Linked DNA regions of Homo sapiens: region 2 is linked to region 1. The links are chromatin loops, found by intact Hi-C in ENCODE. Cell type or tissue: A673. All regions are shown on one strand.

Region 1 (2,500 bases):
TCAGCTAAGCCTGACTGCAAAGTGTTCCCTGACCATTTGGTCTGTGCTCCCAGATAGCTGTAAGTTTTTAAAAACAAGAATAATGTATCGGTGGAAGCTTTTGTCAAGGATAAGGTGAATAACATTTATGAAGTGTACTGTTGACACACAGTTTACAGACATGATCTCATTTTATTCTCCCTATAGCCCTAGGAAGTATCACTAGGTATCTGTAGGCCCATTGTGGGAAGAGTAAACTGAGGCTCACAGGAGTGGTGAAGGCACTCCCTGGGCTGAGGTAGCTGATAGGGAGATGTAGTAGCTGGTAGGAAGCTTTAGCACCCATCTGCCAAGCTTCCTATGGATTCTGGAAATAGAGCCCGGTGAAACAACCCATTACATTTTCGGTCTGTGTCATTCCAGGCACAGGGATATTATAATGAAGAAGGCCTTATGCAAGTTCAGGTCTGTCACTAATGGGCCATGGGCGATATGAACATTTCTCTGCCCTTACCAGGCCTTGGTTTCCTCATCTGTCAAACGGAAGTAAATGGGGCCCACTTCACAGGGAGCCAGGAGGATTCACTGATATACGTGATCTCTAGACCATGCCTGGGATATTACAGGTCCCTCATTAAAGGGTATTCACACAATCGGAATGAATGACTTGGGTCCGAGGCCTGTGGGAGCCCTCTCCACAACCTGGAGCAGATGGAGGAGAAGAAGGAGCAGGATCCATGTCTAAGACATGTTGTGGCTGGTGACTACTGTACTCCTGTCCCACCTCCCAATAGCACAGCCTGGGGGTGGGTGGGGGGACAAGCCAGCAGCAGGACAGACTCAAAAGCCACTGTCACTATCCTGGAAATAGTTGGTCCACAGGTATTCAATTGACTGGGCCAGTCATAGAGCTGCAAATCTAGAAAGAGGAGGAATTTAGGAGGTAGCAGAAGGGGCAAGGATGTCATTAGTTAGGAATTCTGTCTGCAAGGCCTGGCTTCAGGTGAGGAGAGCTGGCAGGCCCACAACCTCCCACCAGTCAGAATCCTGGCGGCGGAGGCAGTGGCTTGAGAGAGGTAATAAAGCAATGTTTAGGGAGCCAGGGGAGCTGCAGCTTGGTTTTGGCACTAGGGGGAGCAAGGTGCAAGACTGAATAAGAGCAAAAAGCCCCAGGAAGCCATTTGCAGGCCAGTAGCCGTGGCTGGAACATGGCTTTCCATCCAGGTGAGGAAGGAGATGGGGTACCATATCCCAAGGGCCCTCCATTACTTCACTTTATCCTCAAAACAACCCTAGGAGGCAGCTGTCAGGAGGACCACTTTACAGATGAAACAGCAAAGGCTCAGAGAGGTTAAGACTCAGCCTCTTAGGCGGTCAAGCCAGATTTGGAATCTGGGCCTGCCTTTCTCCTGGGCCATCCTTTGCCCACATGAGAGGCAGTATCGTTAAGCACATAAGCTGCAGGGTCAGACTGCCTGGATTCACATTCCAGCTCTGCCACTCAAAATTGTGTGGCTTTGTGTAAGTGATTTAACCTCTCTGAGCCTCAGTTTTCCCATCTGTAAAATAGGGTTGGTACTACTACTAAGAGTCCACTTTCCATTGTTGCTGCACTTTATTCACTTTATTGAATAAAGTAACTAGCACATAGCAAAGATGAAGCAAAGCAGCAAATGGTGGCTGTTATCATAATTACTTTTTTACACCGATCTCCATCAAGACCAGCTTAGGAGTCGAGATAGAACTGGGCTAACAGGCAGGGAGGCTTCTGAGGAGGGCAGAGGGTAGGGAAGCAAGGCAGGAGAAGGCAGCAAAAAAAAAAAAAAAAACCCTAAGCGGTTGTTACCTACTATATAAAGAGAAGAAGCTGAGGGTAAAAAACTCTACACACATAGGATTTTAAAATGAAAAAGATTCCTTTTATTTCTTATTATTTTGCTTATTATGTTATTTTCTTATGTATAAAGCAGTGATGCTCAGACTCTAGAATTTCGTCAGTCAGGAATTTCTCCCCCACATGGAGATTAACATTAGGGGCCAAATTTGTGTTATGTCAAAATGCCAGAGGCAACCACTGATAATCATCTTCATCATTTTGGATTTTTTAAAGGACATTTTAACCCCAGGGCATCCGCTCAAGATCAAGCACCAGCCTTTAAATTTAATACATTTTGCATCATGGGAGCACTCACTACTGTGCCATTATTTCTGTCTCTTTTTGCCAGACTACTGAAACCTTGGGCAGTGACTGACCCCCTGTGATGGGGTGTTCCTGGTATTGAATATCCCCCATCCCGCCACTTGGGAATGCTGGTGACTGGAGAGGTGTCCATTTCCTATAATTACTGAGTGTTAATATAATCACCAAAGCGGAGAGCCAGCTGGAAAGGATGGAGTCTGACATCCGAAAAGACAGACAGCTAAATAAGTCATACGGCTTGCAGACAGCCTGGCTGCTGGGGTTACGTAATCACCTCCCCTTGGCTTCCTTTGGTTGGTCTAGTTCTTGGTTTGGCCTTTT
Region 2 (2,500 bases), 170 kb after region 1:
CAGGATTTCAGTAGCTGGATTATTTAAGGCTATTCCAGGCTGAGAAGACAAGAAGAATAAAGGATGAAAGGTTGAAAATGTCTGGCATATCTTGGTAACTATGCATCACAGTCTGGTGATTCATCTAACTTGGCCATCATCTTGGTGGATCTAGCTAATGCTGAGCCTAGAGTCAGATACAGAAAAACGTGCCGCCATGTTGCAAAATGCAAAAACTAGGATCTGGGATCTTTAGCATTGTGTCTATCTAACAGTACATGTCCCAAATTCTGAAAGCACAATTAAGCCAGAAAGTGGAGAATTTAAAGAAGGAATGTGTAGTGTGATAGGGACATTCGATTCTAGGAAAAATAGGAATCACTGCCCAGGTCTTCTTTCTCTGCGAGACAACTATAAGACACACTACTTATAGGTTCTGGCAGCTTACAAGGACCCTAGTCTGTCCCCTCGCCCACAGGGATGGGCCCCAGGCAGCCATGTATGTTCTATGAGGCCCATGTCACCTTACCCAAAGATGATTGGGCCAATTGTGAGTATGTGACTCAGACTGAGCCAGCTGGACTCCATTTCCTGGGTGTTTGGAGTTAAGACTAGAAAATTCTAGTTCATTCTGAATCCATTGCTTGCATGGAGGAGTTGCAGTTATTAATAATTGCTGACAGTTAGAGCAAAGTCTTGTCCCTGCATTGGCTCAGGAACTCTGCTTGCTGAGGGCGATGAGACGGGAAGCGTGGAGACTCTTCTAAGTTTGCTGATTGAAAGTTGGAAAGGTTCTTTGCCGTGTTCTAAAAACTGATATGGTGTCATACTGTAAAATGTACAAACAGCCCAATAATTGAGCTTTAGCTGGGTGCATGGACAACCACCCAGCTAAACCATTTCTTTTTGTTCTTCATTCATTATCCTTTAGCTGGTGTCAGGTTTGGCCTGAGCACCAAGGGCCCAAGGTCAGGGCATGGCTGCCACCTGCTCTCTGGATCCCATGCTGGCCCCTTCTCCATATATATTGTCTGGAACCTCAGTAAAGTTGTATCCTGATCCCTAGGATTTTTCTGCTCTGTGCCTGCTCTAAGCTCTGAGGGCTGCTGTTTGCATTACTGATAAGGAGGCAGCGAATCTGAAAGATCAGCACTGTGTGCCTGCCTCTAATACTTCATTCAAGCATGGGCTTGCAAGACCGTAGACCACACCCAGTCTCATGATTCGAGCTTGGTGAGCTTGGGATTTAATGAGACTCATCTTGGGCTTGAACTGGTTTTGCTTTGGTCTTTTGGAATTCCCACAGAAAAGGATTCATCAGACCTATCAGGTGAGCTCTCTCTGAATAAAATGAAAATTAATTGCCTACCGTGTCTTGCGCTCATGAATCAGGAAATGAGTCAGGGGGAAAATGCTAAGGAGTTAAAGCTGAAGAATGGTTTCTCTAACCTTATTGCCTACATGTGGCTTTGAGCCCTATCAGCTTCAGTGCTAACTGTGGAAGGAGGATGCTTTGAATGAAGAAACAGGAAAAGACTCGTTTCCTGGGGCAGGGGGCAGGGGTATAAAGTGTAGGGGATGTGGTATCTTTCCCCTGACACTCTCAGGCATCCCATTGAAACTGGATCCCATTTCAAAAGTCCTCATTAAATACCTCATTCCAGTATTGTTTACAGTAGAAATACCAAAGTGGGGAGGATGTAACCAATCTTCAAATAACCTGAGGTGCTGGACAGAAATGATTTTCACAGCTGGAGCATAGGAAGATGGAATCACACAAAAGCAAAAAGTAGTAAGCCTGTTACATTCCCAGCTCAACCAGACTCGCCAAGGTTACCCAGGCTCCAGGGAAGTCCTCAATGATCAGCTCACCTCAAATTTAGTCCTTGCCCAACTGGCAAAACCTGAGAGTGGATTTGTGATTAAAAGGGTAAAGTATCTTCTTGCCAATAATAATGATCTTTGTTGCGAGGAAAAAGCCCCAGTTCTCTGAACCAAAGTAATCTTTCACCAATGCTCATGTTTAATCTCTTTCTGGAATGACAGTAATTGTTAATATACTTCTTATTTTGTGTGTGAGATTAATCTGATGTTTCATTCCTCATGCCAGGCTCGGGGGAACCATTGTAATTTTCCACTTTGTAAAGCTTTCCCTCACGTTTTGTCCCACTTGAAGGCAGCTGTTCTCAATTTTGAGTATCTTTTGAATGACATGGGCATTCCTTGGACTATTATGGATGGCTTTTTAGAAAAAGATATCAGCAATTGACTTTAGCTACACCAGCGAAACAATTTTATCATGTGAGGTTACATTTCTTTCTTCCCAGGGCCAATGCTCAGTGTTTTATAGACATGACCACTAGTCTCGCTCTTAATCAACTACCTATGATCTGCCCATACATTAGACAGTAAAGCCTTCTAAATTATCAATAAATCACTAAAACAGAGCAATGCAGAAATAAACCACATATATTTTATTCATTCATGCGTTTTCACAAGAGCTTTATGAGAAACTGGCGTG

Evidence for each region. A loop is a pair of places that touch in the nucleus more often than their neighbours do. Peaks named below come from ENCODE experiments on the same cell type or tissue, not always from the same donor. Only the 100,000 strongest peaks of a DNase experiment are listed, where the experiment ranks them.
Region 2: a loop joins it to region 1, with 2.2 times the contacts of the local background. A loop is called at or near these places in 7 of 110 quality-filtered maps.

What each region holds. Positions count from the first base shown.
Region 1 is chr12:107,401,223-107,403,722 of GRCh38, reverse strand. All of the region lies in intron 1 of ABTB3 (ankyrin repeat and BTB domain containing 3), which reads right to left. Among named protein-coding and RNA genes, the nearest start is that of ABTB3, 84 kb to the right of the region's middle. In A673, a CTCF peak has its summit at 1,104 (motif pointing right); DNase peaks (open chromatin) are centred at 1,122 and 2,302.
Region 2 is chr12:107,236,090-107,238,589 of GRCh38, reverse strand. No RefSeq gene overlaps it. Among named protein-coding and RNA genes, the nearest start is that of ABTB3, 81 kb to the left of the region's middle. In A673, no CTCF peak of the experiment used is centred here; a DNase peak (open chromatin) is centred at 1,399; H3K27ac peaks cover 1,123 bases.